2 separate regions of the Homo sapiens genome follow, and region 2 is linked to region 1. A link is an interaction called in ENCODE POLR2A ChIA-PET data of the cell type or tissue named here. Cell type or tissue: HepG2. All regions are shown on one strand. Links, peaks and the distances in the headings refer to the core of each region. The heading gives the core; the rest is flanking DNA.

What was found. ChIA-PET counts read pairs that join two places held together with the same protein. Peaks named below come from ENCODE experiments on the same cell type or tissue, not always from the same donor. Only the 100,000 strongest peaks of a DNase experiment are listed, where the experiment ranks them.
Region 2: POLR2A ChIA-PET joins it to region 1 with 6 read pairs; 7 of 35 experiments call an interaction of 5 or more read pairs at or near these places.

Annotation. Positions count from the first base shown.
Region 1 is chr1:109,238,018-109,247,139 of GRCh38, forward strand. It overlaps SARS1 (seryl-tRNA synthetase 1), which reads left to right. Exons shown (of 11, transcript NM_006513.4): 11 at 1-165. Among named protein-coding and RNA genes, the nearest start is that of CELSR2, 7.0 kb to the right of the region's middle. RefSeq lists enhancers at 1-183, 2,124-2,819, 4,478-4,977 and silencers at 1,308-1,722, 2,830-3,124. In HepG2, for the core only: a CTCF peak has its summit at 1,599 (motif pointing right); a DNase peak (open chromatin) is centred at 1,614.
Region 2 is chr1:109,288,793-109,305,164 of GRCh38, forward strand. MYBPHL (myosin binding protein H like) reads right to left here. Exons shown (of 9, transcript NM_001010985.3): 2 at 9,377-9,465; 3 at 8,630-8,825; 4 at 8,258-8,397; 5 at 7,991-8,150; 6 at 7,442-7,578; 7 at 6,319-6,505; 8 at 5,414-5,457; 9 at 3,573-3,796. The coding sequence ends at 5,447. Among named protein-coding and RNA genes, the nearest start is that of MYBPHL, 10 kb to the right of the region's middle. RefSeq lists enhancers at 7,902-8,473, 11,541-12,051, 12,052-12,561. In HepG2, for the core only: no CTCF peak of the experiment used is centred there; DNase peaks (open chromatin) are centred at 10,019, 10,639 and 11,109.

The sequences.
Region 1 (9,122 bases), core at 67-4,066:
ACAGTGCCATGTACCACACAGATGTTCCTGTCTCCTCGCATGGGCATAGGGACCCATCATTGATGACTGATGAAACCATGTAATAAAGCATCTCTGGGGAGGGCTTAGGACTCTTCCTCAGTCTTCTTCCCCGGGCTTGAACCCCGCCTCTGAGGTTCTCCCTGATATACACTTCTGCTTTTCCTTCCAAATTAGGCTGCTCCCTCCAGTTAGCAAGTCACAGAGCCTTTGAACAGGTAAGCGAAGGGAGGGGTACACTTAGAAAAAGCTCAAGGGGAAGGTGGAAGATGGAGTCTGAATCACAAAAGCTTGCAGGGCAAGGGCCAGGATCCTCCTTTACAAATATATTCCTGCTTGAAATCATTGAGGTAGGACTAGCTTAGAGACCAGAACTGTTTTAAAAGCCTCTTAGCACTTCTGTTCCCTACAAAGGACTCTGTGGAAAGCGAGAGGCTGTATTTAATCCAGAAGAGCCCCTAGCTTCTATGCCTAGCATGGGTTGGGGACTTATTAACAGCAGTTTCTCTCGTTACAGCCATCCCCACATGGGGAGACCAACTGCATACCAACTTGCTGCTGCACCTCCAAAGGATTGGGATAGCCAGCAGGGCAGAGGAGAGGAGAAAATGTTGTAGCCCCTTTGTGGAGCTCCCACTGTTGCCCTAATAGCCAGTTCCTTTCTCAGGGGAGGCTGATGTTCAGGCTGTTTATTTACCTGCTGCCTTTCATCTGCAATCTACAAACCCTTTACTTTAATAACAGCTTCTGTTAGTTTAGTGCCTCTCTCCTAGGAGGTTAAAATACTCCCTATAGATGATCTCTTTTATCTTTGTGATGGTCCCAGAAGGTAGGGTGGGGACATGATTATATGATTATGCTTATTCCATCCTTTGGAAGACAGAAATACAAGGACGGTAAGGGAGATGAGACAACGTGGCCTGATGGAGGTCGGAAGTCCTGACTCCTCGGCAGTGCTTTATGTTTCTTTGGGAGGTTGAGAGCTGGAATGTGAACTGGGCTGTCACTTAGGAGCCTTTATCTCACCTCAGCTTCCTTAGTCCCTGAGCAGCGACTTGGGCCTGCTGGAGCATAGTACCAAGGAAAGGGGCCATGTGCTCCATTTTCCACTGGGGGCTTGAGATTGATCCTATTAATCTTGCTGCTGGAAACCCTGTCAAAACTGAGGTAGGTGCGTGAAGGGGTGACAGTGGCTCTCTTGTCTTGCCTGGCTATGCCAGCTGGGGGCCCACAGGCAGACCCGCCTGGGCCGTAGCCCATTGCCCCAGCTCTGGGATAACAAAGCCGGGACAAGGGGACAAAGAGCAAGCTGCTCCCATTTGTAATTCAGAAGGACCAGAAACTCACATTTCCTGTGGCCTCAACTATTTGGTTTGAAGAAAGGCAGCGTACACAGTGTGCAGGAGGCTAGTTTTGCCCCACCCCCTATACCATTCCAGAAGCCCACTGGGAACTCTCACAGGGCCCTGAACGCCCCTGCTCTGCCTTAGCTCTGTCTTAGAAGTCCCTACAGCTGCCTGCACCACTCCCCACGCCTACCTGCTTAGGCTCCTGGTGCCTGTCACCTTCCTACCAGTAGGAGGCTCTGCTTTTTGCCATGGCCCTGAGAGCTCTGTGGGAGGGCAGAAGCTGGGGCTTTGAGTCCCTGAGGACCCAGCTGACTTACCTGCTGGAGCTGGCTGCCTGGACTCTCAGCTGCTTTGTGCAGAGAGACCCTCCTGCCTTGGGCAGCCCAGCTTTCCCTGCCAGCCTTCCTCCTGCCCGTGTAGGGACTGGTGTAGGAGCCTGGCTAGGAAGATGGCTGTATGGACAAACTGGCTTGTTAGCAGAAAGTAACTATAAGGGACCCCATGCTTCCAGAAGCCAGAGGAGAGGAAGTCAATGGTAGTGAAGGCAAGGATGACTGTGGCTGAGGTCCCTCCCCACAGGTCATACCCAAGAGCACAACAGCAGGAGGGCACACACGGTCACCGAGTGCTTACCTTGTGCCAGGCACCATTAGGAGCAGGGTTTACAGAAAGAAGGTAACACAGTTCCTGCTCACAAATAACTGTTGGGAAAGGTGTGGTTCGCCTTCCTTCAGAGAGGGAAAACCAGACACTCTCCCTCCCTGAGGCAGTGGGATGGGGCTGATGCAAGCTTCATTTAGGAGGGGCCGACCCACCTGGAAGCCGAGCAGTTGGGAACAGGCCCAATAGCCTTGACTCCACCCTGGTAGTTGCCTCCGCATCCCACGCCTGATGCCCTCATCTCTGGCACCTTGACCTGCCCCATCTCCAACCTCAGCTACCCAGGTTACCTCAGTTAGCAAACACCCTCCAGAGGCCTAGTGGAGTGAGTCAGAGCCCTGGGTCCCTCACCAACCCTGGGTTCCCACACCCAGGTATTCAGGGCCCAAGATGCAGGTCTGGGTGCTTTAGGCAGGGAGTGAGGAAACACTGGGACCAACAGTCTGGCCTCTCCACCAAGAGAGACAACCATAAGCCAGACTTCTAGAAACTCTAAAGAGGCTGGTAACTGGGGACCCAACGTAAGGCCGAGGGACCTGCCTGCGCTCACAGTCCAGGCTGGGCAGGGCAGCTCATTAGCCAAACACTGAAACCTCACTCCTGGGAACCAACATTCTCCTAGCCGTCTGTCCTGCTTTTCCTCCCCTGAAGCTTTTCCGGTTTACCCCAGGTCCTGAGAATGCCTCCTCTCCCCGAGTCCCCATCCTTCCCCAGGGGGTACGCGGCGGGGGCGGCCCTGGCTGCACTCCCAGGATGAGTCTGACAGGCAGAGCTGGGATGGGCGCCAGACAAATGTACTGCGTGTCGGAGCCTGTGCCGGGATGAGGGGCCTGCCCCGCTCTCCCAGTTACCTCCCAACATGGGGTTCCCCAGCAGCTCTTCCCAGGTACAAAAGGGGAGTGCTTCCTTGCAGCCTGGACTTGGCCAGGTCCTGGTGGGGCTGATGCCTCGGCCTCTGACATTGCCCTTTTAAGAGCCCTCTCCGGCGGGGCCAACCTGTAATCCCAGCGCTTTGGGAGGCCTAGGAGGGCGGATCGCCTGAGGTCAGGAGTTCGAGACCAGCCTGGTTAACATGGTGAAACTCTGATTCTACTAAAAATACCAAAAATTAGGCGAGCATGGTGGTGCGCACCTGTAATCCCAGCTACTCAGGAGGCTGAGGCAGGAGGATCGCTTGAACCCAGGAGGCATAGGTTGCAGTGAGCCGAGATTGTGCCACTGCACTCCAGCCTGGGTGACAGAGTGAGACTCTGTCTCAAAAAAATAAAAATTAAAAAAGCCCTCCCCATGGGGGTGGGGTGGGGGTGCTGCAGGCAGGTTCATGTTGCAGAAACCCAGCAATGTGCAGCTCCCCATCCATCTGCCAGGAAAGAAGCCCTGAACTCCAGGTCTTTACCTCTCTGGGACCTTCCGGCGGAGGTAGGGTGTCCCAGCCACCTCCGAGAGAACCTCTTGTTACGGAGGGGCGGGTCCTCTTCTGCTGCTCTGACTGGCTGGTTCACAAGCCCTGCATTTTGGAGATTGGTCCCTGTCCCTCCATGGGACTTGGTTCCCTTCCCCCTACACAAACCTGCTGTCAAAATGGTCTGGGAGTTTATTTTCATTGGGGTGTAAATTGCTGATAAGACGGTGTGACCTTCTGGGACAAGTGGTTTTTAAACCTGAAGAAATTGAAGAATTAAGCTCCCATTTGGAATACGCTTCATCCTTGCCTCCTTCCATCTTGTCTCAGAGAAAACCTTTTTTTTTTTTTTACTCCTTCTCCAAAACCAGGTCTTATCTACTTGTGCCCTGGAACTCGCCACCATCCTGCTTCCCCTGAGTCCTTGTTCTTGAGCTAGCTCTCTGCTGAACCTCCCGCCCCACTTCCCCTCAGTCCCGACCTGCTAACATATTCCCCATCTGAAAACAGCCATCCTGCACTCCTGCCGCTCCTGTCAAATTGCGATCCCATCTGGCTCCTCTCCCTCAAAGATGAATGAACAGTGGACACTTGCAGGCTCTGTTACCTCATTAACATTCCTGGCCCTCCTTCACCCCATTCCCCTCAGAGGGAAGGTGAACTGTTCCAGAGGGAACTGCACGAGGGGACAGGAAGAAGGCCTGAATGGCTGAAGCATGAAGTAAGGGCGATACTGACTGGAGGCTGGAGATGTGGGCAGGGTCAGGAGATGGCACCTGACCCTAATGCTGGCCTCCACCTCCGCTTTCCCTGCTGCTCTGTGACCTCCACATGCAGGGCTCTCAAATCCATTCTCTCTCATCTGAGCATCTCCACCCACCCCCAGCATACACATTGGGCATCTCCTCTTAGTATTCAGGCACCCCAACACACACCTGAGACTCACCCTGGACAACTCCCTCCTCTTCATCTCCAGGGGCCAGTCTGTTTCGCAGCGCCATTGAGTCTTCATCACTCAGGTCTGCCCCCTTGACAGCCTGCTCCCTGGCCCCAGCACAGCCCTCCTCCTCCTGGACTATTACAGCGGCCTCCTTGCTAGTCTGCTGGACCTCAGTCCCTTCTTCCGGCGCAGCCTCCTCACTGTGCCAGATTAGCCTGCCAGATGGCACAGCCATGATCATTCCTCCCCTGCCAAAACACTTCAGATGGTTCCCCTCAACTTATAAGGTCCAGACTTCTCAGCTGGAGCCCCAGCTCATCAAAATGTGCCCCCAGTTCAGATTAGCGGCTCTCTGCTCCTTATTCTCACCGCCCCCTTGTTTCCTCCTGTTTCCTGGCACTGACCGTGTGTTGCACCTCTCCACGCTTGCTCACACTGTTCCCCCTGCCTGGATGCCTTTTCCTCCTGCCTATTAGTGGAATTCTTCCTTCCTCTTCAAGATAGCTCAAATGCCACTTTCTTTTTTTTTTTTTTTTTTTGAGATGGAGTTTCACTCTTGTTGCCCAGCCTGGAGTGCAATGGTGCGATCTCGGCTCACCGCAGCCTCCGCCTCCTGGGTTCAAGCGATTCTCCTGCCTCAGCCTCCCAAGTAGCTGAGATTACAGGCATACGCCATCACACCTGGCTAATTTTATATTTTTAGCAGAGACGGGGTTTCTCCATGTTGGTCAGGCTGGTCTCAAACTTCCGACCTCAGGCGATCCGCCCATCTAGGCCTCCCAAAGTGCTGGGATTATAGGCACGAGCCACTGTGCCCGGCCAAATGCCACCTTCTTTAAAAAGCCCTCCCTAACTCCTCCACCCCCACACAAAAATATTAGTGACTATTGCTCTGTGACAGCTTTTGTCTCTGTCCAAGGGACTGGCTGTCCCTTGGGGACATAGCTCATCTGTGTACCTCTCACACTTAGCCACCTACCACCGTGGCTGGAGCATGGCTCTGGCCAGACAGGGCCTCCTTCCTTGGCCTGCTCTGACAGCCTGAACAGCCACGTTATTCAGAGGGTGCTTAGGGATTTGCCGCTCGAAGCTCAGCCCCAGGTTCCATCTCTTCCTGCCCGGTGGTCAGAGGCAGTATTTTCAGCTGGATCTTAGATGGCTTTACATCTTTATGGAATGCTGGGCCTATTAAGCCACCCTTGACAAAGAACACTGGCACTGTGGGTGGAACCTATCACTAGGATAAAGCATCCAATATCATCTTTTAACAAGCGCCAAAGAAGGTCTATCTCACAGGGCTGGGACATCAAAACCTCTACCCCTGGCTGCAGCAGGCATGGGGAATGCAGTTTTGTGGTTAAAGTGAATGAGTTCAGGGCTGCCCTTAAAACAGCCTAGAGACCCAACTGGCCTACCAGATGGTGGCTCCAGGCATAAAGGGACATGTGGTCACCCCTCTCTTCCATCCATCCATCCATCCTCCATTCATGTATTCATTTTATCTTTTATCTTTTTTTTTTTTTAAGACAGTCTTGTTCTGTCACCCAGGCTGGAGTGCAGTGGAATGATCTCGGTTCACTGCAACCTCTGCCTCCTGGGTTCAAGTGATTCTCACGTCTCAGCCTCCCAAGTAGCTGGGATTATAGGCGCATGCCACCACGGCCAGCTACTTTCTGTATTTTTTGTAGAGACAGAGTTTTGCCATGTTGGCCAGGCTGGTCTCAAACTCCTGACCTCAAGTGATTCACCTGCCTTGGCCTTCCAATTTGCTGGGATTACAGGCATGAGCCACCATGCCTGGCCCATGTATTCATTTTTTGACCAATATTTTCCACGTGCCTACTGTGTGTGTCAGGCCTGTGCTAGGTGCTAGGTGATAGGCATTCAAGACATATGTGTTCTCGCTGGTCCTGGAGCTCACTGCCAGTGGGTAAGACTGATGTTAGCCAAGTGAATACTCTAATTACAAGTTGTCATATGTGCCAGGAAAGTGGGGGCATTTAAGACTGCCATGTTCAACAGCTGGAAGGAAGCCAGCATGTCCAGAACAGAGTGAAAGGGGAGGAGTGAGAAGAGGCTGGGCCACTCCACACTGGACTTTGTGGATAAATATAAGGACGCTGGATTTTATTCAAGGTACAACAGAGGCCCACGGCAGGGTTTTCAGAAGGGGAATGACATGCTCAGATCTAAGGCCGTGCAATAGTACCCTGTGAAGGATACCATTAGGTATCCTTTAATCAGATAAATGCAGAATGTGGCACTTCAATAAGAAAACTGGACTCTTCAGTCGATGTCAACAAAAAAGGAAAGAGAGAGAGAGAGAGAGAAAAAAAAAAAAAAAAGAGTGACATATGACCAAATGTAATCCACGAACTTGAAAGCAGCAGCTGTCTAAGACCTTTGGGAGACAGTAAGGAATTTGGATTGGACTGGATATTAGATGATACCAGGAATTCCCCTTCATGTTCCTGGTCGAAGCAGCAGTCCTGTGGGTGTGCAAGAAAGGGAAGAAGGGGAGGCACTTGGAAAATATTGGTCAAAAAATAAATACCTGAAATGAGGAAGGAAGGATGGATGGATGGATGGATGGATGGATGGATTGATGACTGGATGGATGGCAGAGAGGGCTGACCAGATGTCTCTTTATACCTGGAGCCACCATCTGGTAGCCCAGCTGGGTCTCTAGGCTACTCTAAGGGCAGCTCTAAACTCATTCACTTTACCCACAAAACTGCATTCCTGGCCAGGCACAGTGGCTCACACCTGTAATCCCAGTACTTTGGGATGCCGAGGCGGGCGGATCACAAGGTCAAGGGTTTGAGACCAGCCTGGCCAACATAGTGAAACCCCATCTCTACTAAAAATACAAAAAATAGCCGAGCATGGTGGTGCATGCCTGTAATCCCAGCTACTTGGGAGGCTGGGCAGGAGAATCACTTGAACCCGAGAGGCAGAGGTTGTGGTGAGCCGAGATTGTGCCACTGCACTCCAGCCTGGGCAACAGAGCAAGACTCCGTCTCAAAAAAAATTAAAAAAAAAAAATACTGCATTCCCTGACTCTCAGGAGCTGCCTGCGGAGGGGCCCAGGGCTCAGGCACCTCATTTTCCTCTCATTCTTCAAAAATTGAGAGACATAAAGCAGAGTGTCAACAATTATTGAATCCAGACACCAGGCACAGTGGCTCACATATGTAATCCCACTTGAGACCAGGATTTGAGATCAGCCTGTGCAACACAGCAAGACCCCCTCTCAAAAAAAAAAAAAAAAAAAAAAAAAAAGCTGGGCATGGGTGGCCTGCACCTGTAGTCCCAGCTAGCTACTCAGGAGGCTGAGGTGGGAGGATCACTTGGGGCTGTTCTCAAGCAGTCAAGGCTGCAGTGAGCTATGATCACACCATTGCACTCCAGCCTGGGCAACACAGTGAGACCCTGTCTGAAAAAAATAAAATAAAAATTGTTGAATCTAGCAGGAGAATATCTGGGTATTTATTATACCATTACACCATTCTTTTGATTTTTCTGAAGGCTTGAAATTTTCCCAAATAAAAAACTGGGGGAGATTTTTTAAACCTAAAAATGTTTATTAGTTTAAAAAAAAATTACTTTCACTGCCGAGCAGAGACTGGTTTGGAGGGGAGGTGACCACATGAAGAATCCATAAAATCCTGACTGAGTATCCCCCTCTGTGACAGACCTGAAGTGGGGAACTGAGAAACAACAGAGCCCCCACAAGGAGTGCACCTTCCAGCCTTGAAGAAAGTGGGGAACAGTGGGCGGGGCACGACAGGCAAGTGTAGACCGAAGGGTGTTCAGATTTCTGGCCACCCCCATCCCCCAGTCTGCTGGCTCCTGGTTCCTTCACGCCACCCACCCCACAGTCCAGGAGCTCCAGGAGTCACCCATGGCCAGGTTCTCTCCTTCTGGTTTCTGTGCCCTTTCTAAAGCAGCACAGAGCCCAGAAATGGGATCGGGTGCCAGGGCCTCTTTCTCTTTCCAGAGAAACTGCCCTGCCCACCCACAAAAGGTCACCATGACCGATCCCATCAGCAGCCTCCCTCCCCACCCCTCCTTCCCAGCAGGCCATTGGTTCCAGAATTTCAGGCCACAGGGATCTGCCCAAGGCAGAGCTCACCTTGTTCTTCCTCACCAGCGTGCTAGGCCACAGCAGAGCCACCCCAATCTTCAGCTCCAGCCAAGCTGATGCTTGCATTTCATTCATTCCTTTCATTCATTCATAGTGTACTGCTTAAGAGAGTGGGCTCTGGGGTCAGATTGCCGGGGTCCAAATCCTAGCTCTTCCATTACTAGCTGTATAATCATGGAGAAGACACTTAATGTGTAGATTAAGTGACTTAACTGATGAATTCCTCTTCCAGGAATGCTGTTCCTGATTCTTGAAGATGCAGCCCAAGTCCCGTCTCCTCTAGAGGCCCTCTGGGATTTCCTCCACCCTCACTGCTCTGTCCTCTGAATTCCTTTAGCCTTTTCTCTCAGTTGCTTCTGGAGCACTTCACCCATGCGACCCTGTTGTGTTGAAAGCCAGGGCCATGCCTTATCCAGGGGGTCCTCAGGAAGCAACCTGAGTAAGGAAATCCCACCAGAGCTAAAGGACAGCCGCAAGGCTAGCCAAGCAGGTTTCCTTCCTTCCCAGAGCCTCCACTGTGAAGTGGGAGGTTTGGACTAGAAGAACAATAAATTCTCTTTTAACAGACCCCAAGCCCTTGCTGCCCCTTGATAGCACCTAAAAGCT
Region 2 (16,372 bases), core at 7,561-11,560, 58 kb after region 1:
GAGCCTATTAGAATTTAGGGTGGGAAGACCCAGAACTTGCAAGTTTATGTGAGGAAGAGCAGAGAGAAGAGGATTGCCTCTTCTGCTAATGAAGATGGAATGTCAGTTGCTTGCAGGATTTAGGGTACATGGAGGGTGGGAGAATTAGAGCCAAGTAGGGCTTCCCTCTCTCCAGGCAAGTAGTAGCAAAGTGGAGATCAGAGGGGAAGAAGCTGTTAATGAACTGCGTTCCTTCTTCCCCTTGGAGCAGCCTGAGTAGAGAAACCCTACACTTCATCCATCCTTAGATGAGTAGAGGAGGAAGTTTTAGCAAACTGGAAGTTAATTTCTCCTAAGGAAACTCCACCAGTTTATGATTTTTTTTTTTTTTTTTTTTTTGAGACAAGAGTTTTGCTCTGTGGCCCAGGCTGGAGTGCAATGGTGCGATCTCATCTCACTGCAACTTCTGCCTCCTGGGTTCAAGCAATTCTCCTGCCTCAGCCTCCTGAGTAGCTGGGATTACAGGCATGTGCCACCACACCCAGCTAGTTTTGTATTTTTAGTAGAGATGGGGTTTCACCATGTTGGTCAGGCTGGTCTTGAACTCCTGACCTCAGATGATCCGCCCTCCTCGGCCTCCCAAAGTGTTGGGATTACAGACGTGAGCCACCATGCCCAGCCCAAATTATGATTTTGAAAGCTGTTGCAGTACCAGGAAAAAAAAAAAAAGAAGGCAACAGAACTACTTTCACCTCCATTAGAAAGACAGCAAAGCCAGAATGTATAGCTTTCAGGCACAAAAATTCTTCGCGCAGCCAGTAATCTGGGAAATATTGATATTTGTTTTCCTCATCTCAACCCCAAAATGACATGTAGGAACAGGTGTTTAAGTTTTTGGATAAATAATGAATTAATGAAGAAATTCCGGCCAGGCGTGGTGGCTCACGCCTGTAATCCCAGCACTTTGGGAGGCCGAGGCAGGCGGATCACAAGATCAGGAGCTCGAGACCATCCTGGCTAACACAGTGAAACCCCGTCTCTACTAAAATACAAAAAATTAGCTGGGTGTGGTGGCACGTGCCTGTAGTCCCAGCTACATGGGAGGCTGAGGCAGGAGAATCACTTGAACCCGGGAGTTTGAGGTTGCAGTGAACCAAGATCATGCCACTGCACCCCAGCCTGGGTGACAGAGCGAGCCTCTGTCTAAAAAAAGAAAAAGAAAGAAAAGAAAGAAAGAAAGAAAGAAATTCCTCCTCTCCCAGCCACATAGTAGGCCTGAACTCAGAAGTCTTCCTTAAGTGTCAGATGCATAAATGAGAACAGTAAGGACTCCAGCGTGCTTCTCCTTCAATGCAGAATATGGCTGGAGGTCTTGGGCAGTGTAATTTTATTTCTTCACCATGAAATTTGGGAATATACAATCTTTAAAGGATGGCCCTTGAGTAATTCAGGGAACAGCAGAGGGAAGGGGCTGTGAGCTGAGGCCAAAGGTCTGACTTATCCTTAGGGCATCATAACTGGGGGTATTTCACCCCTTCCTGACCTAGGTCCTGCTTCCACTGGAGGGAGGCCTCTTTGCCATTGTGTACATGGCTGGCTGTCACTGGACTCTGGTCCCTCCCCCAACACTCTCAAGCAGGGGTTCCTTACTAATGATTTGCATGACTATTTTCTCAGTTTTCAAAGGGATAGTATATACCCAGTAACATTCTAATTGCATAGAAATAAGTTAATTTATGACACAAAGGATGCCTTATGGCGTGGAGGCTTAATTCTTCTGGAACTTCAGTTGCGGACTGGAATAGATACTTTGCCTCAACTGAAAATAGACCTTTGGTCTGAACAAAAAGGCCCTTCACATTCTGCTCAGCCAAATCACTTCCCCAACCTCCTCAAAACCTTTCCTAATATGTATTGCCTCCTGGAAATATTTTCTTTCTTAAACGCATGATTCCAACCCAGACCCTCTACAGTGGGGATCACCAGATAAAAGGGATGAGAGAAAGCAGGAAAGCCTTGGAGTCAGACAGACCTGGTTCAAATCCTAGCTCTGCTGCTTACTAGCTGCATGACTTGGGACAACTTAGGAGCTTCAACGTCCTCATTTGTAAAATGAAGATTAAAAGAGATAAAGCACTTAGTTCAGTGCCTGTTGCATAGAAGGTTGTTTCAGTAATCTATGATTATATAGCAAACCACTTCAAAATTTAGTGGCTTGAAACAACAGCCACTATTTATTTGCTCACGATTTTACAATTTGGGCAGGGCTCTCCAGGGGTGATTTGTTTCTACTCTACAAGGTGTTGATTGGGCTTGATTGGGGCTCTAGGGTCCAAGGTGGCCACGTGTGTCCGGGGCCATGGTGCTGGCTCTCAGTGGGGACGCTTGGTTGTCCTCCATGTGGCCTCTCATAATTCAGTAATCTAGCCTGAGATCCTTTACATGGGAGCTGACTTCTAAGAGCAAAAGCAGAAACTAAGGTACCTCTTAAGGCCCAGGCCTGGACTGGTGCCACGTCACTTCTGCTACATTCTTTCTGTCAAAGCAAGTCACATGATTCAAGGGAAGGGGAAATAGACTCCAACTCTTGATGAGAGGAGCACCGTGCTCATACAAAGATAGGAGGAACTGTTATCATCTTCTGCAGATTCTATCACAGAACACCTTCAATATCTTATTTGTCATCAGAATGAAAACAAAGATAATCAAGGGAACCTCACCTTTATTCTTTTCCTGGGTTTAATGAGACTCTGCTCCAAATACTTTGCTTTTTTTTTTTTTTTTTTTTTTTTGAGATGGAGTCTTGCTCTGTCACCCAGGCTGGAGTGCAGTGGCATGATCTCGGCTCACTGCAAGCTCCGCCTCCTGGATTCAAGCGATTCTCCTCCCTCAGCATCCTGAGTAGCTGGGATTAGAGGCGCTCGCCACCATACCTGTCCAATTTTGTTGTATTTTTAGTAGAGACAGGGTTTTACTGTGTTGGCCAGGCTGGTTTTGAACTCTTAACCTCAAGTGATCCGCCTGCCTCGGCCTCACAAAGTGCTAGGATTACGGGCGTGAGACGCTATGCCCAGCCTAATTTTTGTATTTTTATAGAGATGGGGTTTCACCATGTTGGCTGGGCTTGTCTCGAACTCCTGACCTCAAGTGATCCATCCGCCTCGGCTTCCCAAAGTTCTGGGATTACAGGCATGAGCCACATTGCCCAGCCCTCCAATTTCTTGAGTATCATTCCAGCCCTCAGGTCTTGGGGCTCTGTCTATAATTAGCTATGTGCATGTTTGTGTTCTGCTGTTTGCCTCTTTGTGGTGGATGTGCGTCCTGTTATCCCAACTTAAATTGGAAAGCCCATAGAGGCAGAGAGCAAGTCATCTTCGGCATCTCTTTCCAGCACTTAGTACTGTGGAGGGTTGAATTCAGTTGTGTCGTAGATGTCTAGGGAAAAGGACAGTGTTAGAAACCTCTGTGGAAGCGAATGTGGTTGTGGGAAGATAAAGGGGAGTCTTAAGGCCCTGTGGTTCCTTACAGCCTGGCTAAAGGATGGCAACTTTCCAAATGTTTCATAGAAAGTCTCAAATACAGGGACACGTAGGCACTGGGGAACCACATATTTATTTAGATGAATCCAAACCAGACATGGTGCCGAAGCTCCTTGAGGACACAGTCTCACCACTGGCGGGCTTCCTGGAGGCACTGAAAAGAGGGAGCACTTTGTAGCCATGACAGCAAATGGCCAGAGGACACCAGGCTGCTGAGGGCACCGTTGTCACGGTCCCTGGCTCCTGTGCCATGAATTCACTTCATTGCTGGGCACTGGCTGTGAGAGAGGGAAAGGGGCAACTAACACGAACACAAGTATCATTAACACAGAGAGGGAGGTGAGGGAGGGAGAGTTGTCTCTGCAAGCCGACTGTCGGAGAGCGCTTTCCTGAGAAGTCTGTACTTGTAACGCACCCCTTTAGGCTTTCATTTGCTACATACCAGTGAGAGCCTTAAATAAATGTCTTATGGGATCAAATTCATTTCCAATTTCCATCAGCCAGCAGCTACAAGTCAGAGAGGACACTGGGAACTTGTTCTCTTTAGTTCTGTCTCAAGCTTCTTTTTCGCCTTATGCATCACTTTGTTCACAACATAGCTAATGTGAATGACGGAAAATCTAAAAGAGCTGTCCGGTTCTAAATGATGAGCTGAGCTGTCTTTTGCCAATAATGTGCTGCTTGGGACCACACACCTAAAGGTTAAATTATAATTGACATAAATGAGAAAGAGGATTTTCTTCTCTTGGAAGGGAAGGAATCCATAAGCTTCAAAGTAAAAAACAAATATATTAATCCATTTTTTTTTACCATGCTCATGATCCTGAGGCGTTTACTCAGTCAGCAGGAGCAGCCTCCCCTGTCCTTACACACCCCACAGGCACAAGGTGCTGTGACTCTTGTGGGTTCCTGCACTCTGAATTGTTCCCTTGACATCTTTTCCTACAATACCTGCTCAGCTCCCTCCCACAGAATCTCCTTATGATTAGGTGGATGCTGTCACTCTTCTTCAGAGGACCATTCATTAGGTTTAATTCCTACCATCGACTTGAGGAGTGCAGACATAGAGAGGATATGACAAAAGCAGACTGCATCTACTATAAATTCTCTCCACAGGGATGACAGTATCGCTTTTAAAAATGGTTACAACAGGCTGGGCGCAGTGGCTCACGCCTGTAATCCCAGCACTTTGGGAGGCCAAGGCGGGTGGATCATGAGGTCAGGAGATCGAGACCATCCTGGTTAACACAGTGAAACCCCGTCTCTACTAAAAAAAAAAAATTGCCGGGCGTGGTGGTGGGTGCCTGTAGTCCCAGCTACTCTGGAGGCTGAGGCAGGAGAATGGCATGAACCCGGCAGGCAGAGCTTGCAGTGAGCCGAGATAGCGCCACTGCACTCCGGCCTGGGCGACAAAGCGAGACTCTGTCTCAAAATAAATAAATAAATAAATAAATATAAAAATGGTTACAACAGCTGGGCATGTCGGCTCTCACCTGTAATCCCAGCACTTTGGGAGGCCGAGGTGAGTGAATCACTTGAGGTCAGGAGTTCGAGACCAGCCTGGCCAACATGGTGAAACTCCATCACTACTAAAAGTAGAAAAATTAGCCGGGCATGGTGGCGGGCGCCTGTCATCCCAGCTACTCGAGAGGTTGAGGCACAAGAATTGCTTGAACCCAGGAGGCAGAGGTTGCAGTGAGCCAAGATGGCGCCACTGCACTCTAGCCTGGGCAACAGAGTAAGACATCATTTCAAAAAAAAAATGGTTACAACAAAAGTGGCCACCAGTGGATACATGACTGAAAGGCTCAGGAATGCACCTCTGTCCCTGACTCAACAACACTAGCCATAAACAGGAAGTAATCCAGTGAGACATCTTGCCTCTCTTTACTTACCTTTGTCAGAGTACCATGCCTTCTTAGGTGTCCTCAATTAGGAACTGTAATAATTCGGACATTTCTCAGTGTTAACATCTCAGAAATCTCTGAGAAACTTTCTTTCAGAGCATTAGAAAGGAATATTCTATTTCAGGTTCTTGGGGAGTCAATGGTGCTAATTAGGTAGTCTATACATAGAGAAGAACAGGACATGTAAGGGCTCATTCATTCTTGATCCATGCAACAAACATTTAGAGTGCCTACTGTGTGTCAGAAACTGGGCTAGACACTGGGGGGACAAAGGCAAATAAGACAATGTCCCTACCCTCAAAATGCTTATAATTTAATAGGGAAACATATCTATAAATAGATAATTATAAAACAGTATGTTAAACACAATGATAGAGATCTGAACAAGGTGACAGGTATAGATAAGTGATTAAATACTTTAAGGAAGTAGAGAGGATATGCAATATTACCTATAAATAAACCGGAGGGGAAGTGAAATAAAGCCTGACAAACAGTTGCAGCTTTCCTAGGCTGAGTCAGAAGATTGCACAGCATAAAGAAAAATGAGCTGAGCGAGGACCCGGAGACCTGGGCTATTTCCACCAGTGCCAGGTGATCAACTAACTGACACTGGGAATCTTGGGCAAACCAGTTCCCTCCCTGTACTTTCGTCTTCTCATTTGCAAAATGGAAATAAGAATTCTTCCTATATTATTGAATTGTGATGGAGAGAAATGAGATAGTAGATAATTAAAATGTCTCCTCCAATACATCCTGATGATGACAGTGATGAAAGAGTCCAGCGGAGGAACCCCTTCTCCCCCTAGGCTTGCGTCTCTGTTCCCTGACTCTTCCACCGGTGGAGAGAGGAGGTGACTGGCACCCTAAGGCACTAGTTCTCCTCTTGCCCTTACCTTTCACATCCACCCGACAGTCCACAGATGCCTCCCCTAGGGGGTTCACCGCCTTGCAGGTATAGATGCCTCCATCAAAGGGACCCGGCTTGCGGATCTCTAGGGAGCAGATTCCCAGGTGAGTCAGGGCTCTGTACTTAGGGTTGCCTTGGATATCCATCTTGTTCTTCAGCCAGATGATCTTGGGCTGGAAGACAAAGATGAGGGAGGCAGCAAGGAGGGGCGAGGGTAAGAACCAATAGTCTTTCTGTGCTCAGTTTCTGGGACTCTGTCTATATAGAGATAATGGCTTTCTGGAAGGCTCCCTGTTCCTTATGTTGTGGGAAGGGTTTCCCCTTCCAGTGCCACCAGCAGTCCCCCAAGCTCCTTCTCTTGTTTGAAAACAGCACCTGAAACTTCATTTTCTTTACCAATATTTCTGACTGGAAGAAAACTGCTAACTTCCGTTCCGGGCTCTCAGGCAGCCCCTTTATGGATCAGAAGCACTGAGCATCAGGCTCACCTCTTGTGAACCATCCATATTCTGTTCCCACTGCTGACTTGTGAGTTGCCTCTGTCCCCTCTGGTTAGAGAGTAGCTTCTAGAGTGGGCTCTTGATATGCCCCTTCTGAGATGTTATCTCCATGTAGTCTTGCCCAGACTCAAAACCCAAAAGATTCTTGGTACAGGTTGTTAATGGTGTTTTCTGCTGTGTGTGGAGCATGATGACTAGATTGTAAATAGACAGAGAGCCTTGCTCAGGGTTGTGGCAAAAGGCTGAACTCTAGGCAGGTTGCATGTGCACGGCCCTGATGGGATGAGGTATGCATGGGAAGGAGAAACCACAGGGACTCTGTCACTCCTACCACAGAAACAACTTGAGGCGCATGCCTAATTGCCAGCAGGTCAGTAAGCAACACCTCCATATATGAGAAACAAACATTCAAAAGGAAATGTCATTCTCATCAGTCCGTCTTGGACTCCAAGCACCCCCCCGACTGTTCCTAAATACCGTGCTGTAGAAGAGGCAGATGGCGGTGATGGTAACAGATGTTATGTTACAGTGCTCTGCAACTCAGCTTAGGTTAGGACAGGCAGGAACAAGAAGCAGCTCAGCACAGTGCCCCCCAGAGCCCCCACTCACCCGGGGAGAGGCGCGGACACAGCAGAAGAGCTGGGTATTATAGCCGGTGACTGTAGTGCAGTCGGCCAGAGGCTGGGTAAACTTTGGGGCTTCAGAGAAGTCTCGTTGGGCAAACCCCTTGGTCTTGTAAACAGTAGCTGAGGGCACCAAGAGGGGCTGGCATGTAGCTTCTGAGATCCCAGCCCTCGTCGACTCTTTATCCTTAGTATTTTTTTTTTTTTTTGAGGTGGAGTCTCACTCTATTGCCCAGGCTGGAGTGCAGTGGCACGATCTCAGCTCACTGCAACCTCCAACTCCCAAGTTCAAGCAATTCTCCTGCCTTAGCCTCCTGAGTAGCTGGGAGTACAGGCGTGCACCACCATGCCTGGCTAATTTTTGTATTTTTAGTAGAGATGAGGTTTCACCATGTTGTCCAGGCTGGTCTTGAACTCCTGACCTCAGGTGATCCGCCTGCCTTGGCCTCCCAAAGTGCTGGAATTAGAGGCGTGAGCCACTGTGCCCGGCCTATCCTTAAGTCTTCCCAGCTCATGATCCCCATGCCTCCCTTACCTGCTTTCTGGATGTGGGCGAGGTCCGTAGTGATGGGGGCTGTTTCACTGAGTCCGCACTGGTTTTCAGCAAAGACACGGAAGGCATAGGAGTTGCCGATGATGAGGTCAGAGACGATGCAGCTGGTGCGGTGATAGTGCTCCAGCACCGTGAACCACAGCTGCGGGGCCGAACATGATGCCAGAAATCAGCCACCCCATGTGGAGCTACCAGAGGCCTGTCCCAACATGCCCTCTTCCACCCTCCTTCCTTCCCAGCTGGCCTCACCCCGGATTTTGTGTCAGCCTTCTGCACCGTGTATCCCAGAAGTGCTGTATTCCCCGTATCTTGGGGCGGTGTCCATTCCAGTGTAGCGCTGAAGCCCCAAACGTCCACCAGCTTAATACTCTGAGGAGGGCCTGGCCTCTCTGAAAGGGCAAAGCCATGGCAGTGGGCGTGGAACATCCCACATGCATTGAAGTCACTTCAGGAGTGCCCTAGCCCCTTTTTCTCCTCAGTTACCCCTCCTGCGCCCACCCTGTGTCCCAGACATGACGTGGGAGCCTTGCCGCAGCTTCCCCAGCTCTCTGAGCTGGCTCCTCTTCAGCCTGGAGAGGGAGTTCCTGAGGACCCCCCCATCTCCCACTTCCCCCACCGTACCAATCACCAGGATGTCAATGGTGGCGGTGGCCTCCAGCCCACCCAGCTGCACGCGGAGTTGGTAGCGACCTGAGTCAGCACGTTGGGCTTCTCGGATGAAGAGGATGGAGTCTTGCTCCCCATTCCGCACACTCACACGCCTGGTGTCCAAGGCACAGCCATCATGTGTCCAGATGGCTTGAGGTTTGGGCTTGCCCTGAGGAATGAGGGTAATGCTTTGAGCAGCCCCGAGAGGCTTCCTGACTCTCCCTGCTGCTGTAGGGGTCCTGTCCACCCCAGGTCCACAGGGAGGCTTGACTTGGAGCTGCACATTCCTTGAGTTAGAAGTTGGTGGACCCTCCCGGGGGCCTCCTCCTTTCAGCAACAGCCTAAGGATCTTGGGAAAGAGGGATGGCTTTGAGTCTCCCAATCTCTGAGAGCTTAGGTCATGAACACCCGGGGCAGCTGGGACCAATTGAATAGCCACTCAAACTCCCAAGAACCCTTCTAACTGCAAGCTCTGAGGCTTCTGTAGACTGAAGGGCATGGATTAGCCTCACACCATCTCATGGGTGCACACCCAGTCCTATCCAAACCCACCTTCAGGAGTGCAGAGGTCATTTGGCCTCAGACTTCTGGTGGTGTGACCCCTTCTATCCAAGGCTGGGAAGATTGCCCCTCTGCTAGCAGGACTCTTGGTATCTGTTTCCAAATCCAAAACCTGCACTGGCCCCAGACATGGACCCAGTATGGGGCTGGCATGATCACCTGGAATGGGATTAGTAGGTTCACTGTGTCCCCAACCTTCCGGATGTAGGTCTGCCTCAGGGCCCGAGGTAGCCAGATCTTGGGGTGCTCTGAGTGATGGAAAGAGAGAGAATAGGAGATGGATACTCAGAGAAAGTAAATCCTGCATCCAGCTGCCTGCTGTGGGTGAGTGGCCCAGGAATCGGTCACCAAATTAAGCCCTTCTTAGAGGGGAGGGGAAGAGTGCTCCCATCATCCTGCTGGGATTTGGGGATGAGGGGTTGGCTTAAGGAACACCCCGGGAAACATTAAAGTCTCAGCAGAAGGAACACTGGAGTGCGAGTCTGACAGTTCTCTTAATTTGTAACTCTCAAGTACTGACTTTCCATCATCTGGAGGCATTCCATCCTGATGGAGGCATTTTTATTTTTCTGTTTGTGTACAGACCAGCCTGGTCTGTGTGGTTTGTCTTTCCACCCTTTTCTACATTTGTCCTTAATACCATTCCTTTTATCAAGGCCACTTTCCATGTCAATCCTGACCTCCCAGTTAGGTGTGGGTCTCAGGAGAATGCTCTCCATTCTGCAGGCAGAGTCAACACCCTGACCTCCCAGCCGCCCACGGAGACAACACTGATGTCACTGCAGACAGAGCACGTGTCTGGGTCCCTTCCTCTGCATGGCCACTCTGCTCCCGGGCGCCTGCACAGTCTTCTTCCAGTTTGCAGAGGATCATTTTGTACAGATTCTGGGACAGATTAGGTCCACCACTCATTTCCCTTTGATCTCACAGGTCTGTCCCAGTGAGAAGTAGAGATTAGATGATGTGTATGGGCTTCCAGGATGAAGACAGGAAATGCTTGGAAAAGTGCTGAGTGTAGGTTTGGAGATTGACCAGGTATCATTTCTCTCCTCTTGGGATGCCTCACACTGTCTCAGCTGCCGAAGCACAAACATTCCACCTGCGTTCCCTCGGGGGCCTGGCTGAGACAGACACCATTTTCTGGCCTTTTCCTGGCTGCTGTCTCCTCCTTTCTCAGGCACAGGCAGTCGCCTGGCTGATATTATCTTCAGTAGAATGTGATAGTGCTTCAGTTCCCAACAACCCAGGATTCTTGCCACAGTTCATTCTTGGCAGTTGGAAGAACTTCACCCCTGGTACATTCCTGTGGCAAACAGCATGACTGCTCGATAGTGGATTCCAGACTCTTTGATAGCACACACTTCTGTGAAAATACTTCCCTGAGCATTCACTATGACATATGTATGTTTACTTATAGATGAACTGTTTAAATACATACATTACATAACACAAACATGTAAGTGACGCAACTGAAACAGAGCTTCTTCTGTGTCCTTCCTCCAGCTCAATCAGCAAGCATTGTCCAGAGAACTTCACTCTGAGTCTCCCCATGATAATCTCAAGGTCGCGAGACCTTTGCAAATGAAGATCAATGGCAATGTACAGTGCACACGGTCCGTTTGGTTTCTGCAGTTTCCTTCTGTGCTGTGTGGCTTATGTTTTCACCTGGGCTGTGCCTGTCTTAGACTGCACCTCAGGAATATGTGACGAGGGGACTTGATGGGCCTGAGTGCCCGTCCTCCCTGCCCTGCTCAGGTCTTGACTGCCTCAGCATAGATGCAGCAGCTGCAGGCGGCTGAGTGACCCTGCTGTGGCTGCCCTCGGCTGGGCTCTGGTGGCTTGGGAGGGGCGGGACATGAAGAACAGAAGAAGCGTTTGTGTGATGGGCTTCTCTCCTGTGGCCATCTTGGCAAGCAACCAAAGAGTTGAAGACGGGCGGATATGACTTAATAGTGTTTTGAAAAAGAGGGCCGTACTTGGAAAGGAGGGTCAAAACCTCATCTTGTCAGGCTTGGTTCCCCACTGTTGGGGGAGGAAATAACCCTTTCTACATTTGCTGGGGAGAGGGCTGGAGAGAAGCTGGCTCTGCTGTCCCTGTGCCGCCTGCCTACAGAATGTCGGCATTAGGAAGGGCCTGTAAGCACCAGAACAAGGATGCTGGGAGCAAGAGGGCTCCGAGAAAGAAGCCGGTATTCTGGAGACCTCCCGGCTAGCTGTGACGACGTGCCTGGCACCAGAGACTCCTGCCTCCCCATCTAAGATTGTGTGTCTGAAGGACCCATTCTCAGAGCACTAGCTGTGTCTTGCCCACCAGTGTCCACCCAGCAATGAGCACCATAGTCAGGGCTTGGACAGTGGCCTGCCCCTGGAGGGAGGAGGCCCAGAGGGAAGGCGGGGGCTAGACATACCCAAGAACTGCAAAGGGTTGAGGTGGGGAGAGGAACCCAGGCCTTCATGCCTGACAGAAGTGCCCGCTGAGCCCCGCCCTGCTGAGACCTCAGGTAGGGAATGGGCTGTTATGGGTAGCTGTGAGCTGATGTATGTGTTTCCACCTAGTGTTTCTTTTGTTTCTTAGAAAAACACCTGGGAAAATGTTAGCATTCTTACACCTGAACTAAAGAGAAAAATGAAAGAAATGGGTTTATGTGGAACATAAGCTAAGGTGTGGGAGTTAGAGGAAGAGGAGCAGACTGGCCCTTGGATCTAGAGGGGATCCTGGCTGGGCAGAGAGCAAGGAAGGAGGCTGCCCGCGAGAGCAAGGAAGGAGGCTGCCCGCGAGGACGGCAGTCTCTCCCTCCCTGGACGGCTCCATTGCCGGTTCTCTGCTTATCAGTGGGTTTCCTGACAAGATGACGAAACTTAAGTCTCTAGAATGGACTCTGAGGATGTGTAGGTGAGGCCTCTGCTCCCAGCAGGCTCCCGGCTCCCTGTGGGAGGGCAGAGTATGGACGTGAGGCTAACTCAGCTGACTACGTGCAGAGGTGGCAGGAGAGAGTGTGGCAGCTTCAGATGCCCAGTCAGCAGGTCAGCAGCATGCTCTCCAATCGCCTCTCAACCCAACCCAGGCGCAATCTGACTCTTTGCTAAGAATGTGAACGCCGGGGCTCATTTGAGGCATCTCTTTTCACACATCCGCAGTCAAGCGAGGTGTAAATTGTACTGACCTTGGGGAGGCATGGCTTCCCCTGATGCCCAAGGTCTTTCTCCTCCTTAGATGACAGGAGGGATGTGAACCAAAGCCTAGAGTCTTTAAGAGCCTAGGTTTTCTAAGAGCAGGTCTGTGAGAGTCACAGTTTGGTTTTCTCCCTTCATGGGGTCTTAGAGAAAAGGCATCTTGAAAAGTCCTTTGAGGGCCTTTGGTTCTGAGTTAGGCTCTCTCTGTACAATGTTTCTCTCAGACAGGATGCTGTTTAATTCTTTCTAAAAAATTCTTAGAGAAAACTACTTCAGGCCGGGCGCAGTGGCTCATGCCTGTAATCCCAGCACTTTGGGAGGCTAAGGAGGGTGGATCACCTGAGGTCAGAAGTTCAAGACCAGCCTGGTCAACATGGTGAAACCCCATCTCTACTAAACATACAAAAATTAGCCAGGTGTGGTGGCGGGCACCTGTAATCCCAGCTACTTGGGAGGCTGAGGCAGGAAAATCGCTTGAACCTGGGAGGCAGAGGTTGCAGTGAGCCGAGATTGCACCATTGCGCTCCAGCCTGGGCAATAAGAACAAAACTTCATCTCAAAAAGAAAAAAAAAAAAAGAGAGAAAACTACTTCAAGTCCAAAGATCTTGACTTCTGATTAGAAAATTCCTCCTAATACCTACCCTACTTTTATCCTGCTAAAGTTTATGCCTGTTTTACTATTCTATAATTGTTCCTATCCTCTCATAATTCCCTTTTATGGGATCAGTCTTTCTCCAGAGGCTCCCTAGGGGCTGTATAGTTCAGACCGATGTTACTAACTATGACCTGGAGAGCCAAGAACCAAGATGGAAGCATTGGAGAAGTGGAGAGGGTGTGTGTGTGTTTGTATGAGTGTGTATGTATGTGTGTGTGAGTGTATGTGTGTGAATGTGTGTGTTTGTGTACGTGCATGAATGTGTGTATGGGTGTGTTTACGTGTGTCTGTGAATGGTGTGTGTATGTGTGTGTATGAGAGTGTGTGTGTGAGAGAGAGAGGGAGCCTGCATACACACGTGCCTATGTGGGTGAAGGGTTACCAAAAGAGGGCGAATGCAGGAGGCTAGCTATGGCTTTGAAACTATCCAGAGGTTTCCAGAAATCCAAGAAGTACCGGGATTTCTTAGAGAAACATTACCAGATGCCTAGGATGTGGCCTTGGTCTACTCAGAAACCTGTCTGGAGGAGTGCAATGGGAAAGGAGTGGTACAAGAGTGTCACTTTCTTGAAGGCCATGAAACTAAGGTCAGAAAAAATAAAAGGACATAGGAACAGGCAACACTTCTCTGAGGAAAAGACTCCACCCCACCCCGTCCCTATGTTACAGTCGTCCCCCTAGTGCTTGATGGTTTTAGCCCTGGCTCACTGTCTCTCCAACACCCTCTCCATGCGGTATGCCTCTCCAGGCATAACTCCTGCTGGTCCCAACACCCATGTTTCCAGTCCCCGTAGGGTCTCTCACATCTGGCCCACCACTCCTCCAATAACTTTGTCCTCTCCTAATTCAGCCAATGGTCCCTGTGGCCATTCTCTAGACCAAGAGCTACAATCCTTCTATGATCAGAATTACAAGCATCCCACTGTCTCATCACCACCTCTATAACAGAGATGGCTAACTGGCCAAAAAAAATGTATGTTACCCCTTCCGTAGCGTAGCTATCTCTGAGAAGTGGCTGCCCGGCCACCTTTTGCTGGATGGCTACGCGACCAGTTTTTGCCAATGAGACGTAAGTGGCAATGGTGAGAATCACATCTGGTCCCAGGCTTTGAAGAAGTTAGATTTCTATTTTCCTCTTCTGCTAGCTGTACACAGATGATCACGGGCCCTAAGGAATGGCAGAGCCCCAAGATGAAAGAGGCCTGGGTCCTTGGATTACCACATGGAGGAGAACTATCTGCAGAATAGTTTTTAGTTCTTACGCTAGTGAGAAATAGATGTATGTCATTCCTGAGACCTGTTTCATTCACTAGTATACCTAACTAATATAATCTTTATCCCTTTAGCTCACTTCCTCCAGTGCTCCAACACCAGCAATTCTTTGGCACCACTGAGATCTGTGATCCATTGTCCTACCACCCTCTCACTACCTAGCACCCCTTTCATGTTAGCACTTTCTTCACCACCCAACTTAGATTGCACGGTCATTATTATACTCTCTCTCTTGCACTCACTCAAATCCCTGAGTCCTCTTTGACTTCATTGCACTCTCTTGGCAATACCTAACCCTTGTTAAATAAACTTCCCACCCACTCAGTGGCTGTATCTGCACAGAGTAACAGGACTGGGGGAAAATACAAAATTATATGGAGTTTAACTTGAGGGCCATTAATAGTGACCACCACCTCCAAGTGAACTCTGGCAATTCTACTAGACTTCCCAAGTTCACTCGGTCTCCCATTGTCCTGGGTGACTATCGCACACCTTTCTCTTCTAAAACCTCCCTACCTTCTCCCTCATTCTCATTCCCAGTTGTCGATCTTGCTAGTGTCTAAGGCCCACCTACAGTCTATTCTTAACATGGCCAGCTGGAAAAATCCTTAAAATCTACACTTGGTCCTGTCAGTCCTTACTCCCAGTCCCTGCACTGGCTGGCTGGCTGTCTCGTAGACAAACCAAAGTCTTCACAGCGGCCGTGCTACCTCTCAGACTGAAATACTGCCACTGTCTCCCTCCCTGTGCTACAGCCACAATGGCCCCAACCCATAAAGCACACTCCTGCCTCAGGGTCCTTGCAGTTGTTCTCTCTGTGTGGAAAATATTCCCCCAAATATCTGCATGCATTGCTTTCTCACATCCTTTAAGTTGCTGCTCAAATGTCACCTTATTAGTGAGACCCTCACTGAATATTCCATTTGAAGCAGGAAGCCTGCATGCTTCCTACCCGAAGCACGTTCTATCCCCGTCCCTGCATTAGTTTTGGCACAGCATTTCTCACCATCTGACATATTAGATACTTTACTTGTTTATTTATTGTCTAGCTCCCTCCACTAGAATCTAACTTCCATGAGGGCAGTTATTTTTACCTATTTTGTTCATTTCTGTAATTCTGGCACCTAGAAGAGCGCCTGGCACATCATAGGCACAACCTAAATATTTGTGGAAGGAAGGAGGAGGAAAGGAAGGACGGAAGGAAGGAGGGAAGAAAGGTCACTCCTAGGCATGAGATTCAGTTTCCCATGCCTGGAAGACACAGAACAGTTCAGATTGAAAGAGAACACAGAGTCAGTTGGAGCGATGATGCTGAAGTCAGCAGATGGGCTCTTTCTCCTCCACCTCAGGGTCCCAGGGAACGCCTCTTTGCTGAGAGGCACACAGAGACCATCGTGAAGGGGAAATTGAATGCTTCTTCCAGGAGAGCTCCACTTCCGTGGAGCTCAGACTCTGAGGGGTCAGGATCTCCTATGGGAGCAGTGGGGGATTGGAGGAGGTCCTGACCCCGTGGTACTGCCCAGCAGGAGGCCGAGTGTCACATTGTCCATGGGAGGGATGCAGCTTGTTCCCCAGCCTCTCCCTGTTTTGGAAGCTCTTCTCTGGCCCCTGCCAAGCTTTGTCTCCAGGACACAGTACTCAGTGTAGTGCTGAGGACAGACATAGAACTGTTTACCAATGCTGGCCACCTACTCCTGCTTATTTAGCCATGTAGCAGGCTTGCCAAACTAAAAGCTCATTGTTGGCCATTTGCAGTTGGTTTTGATCTTGCAAATTAATTTCTATTTCTGATGCCTGCTCTAGTTCCCATGTTTTCACATGCTTCCTGTGATACTCAGTCCCAGAGCTCTCTGTAAGGAAGAGGAGTTAGGAGGAAGAAAGGCTTTGGAGCTCTCAGGGGGCTTAGGGGTCATCTAGTCCAGGCCCATGCATTGCACCCTGAAGGATCTTTGGTGGGGGTTTGGGGCTCTGTTGGCTCTCTGAACTTTTTTGTGTATTTTTCCAGGGGCAAGAGTCCACAGCTGGCATTAGATTTTCCTAGGGGTCCATATCC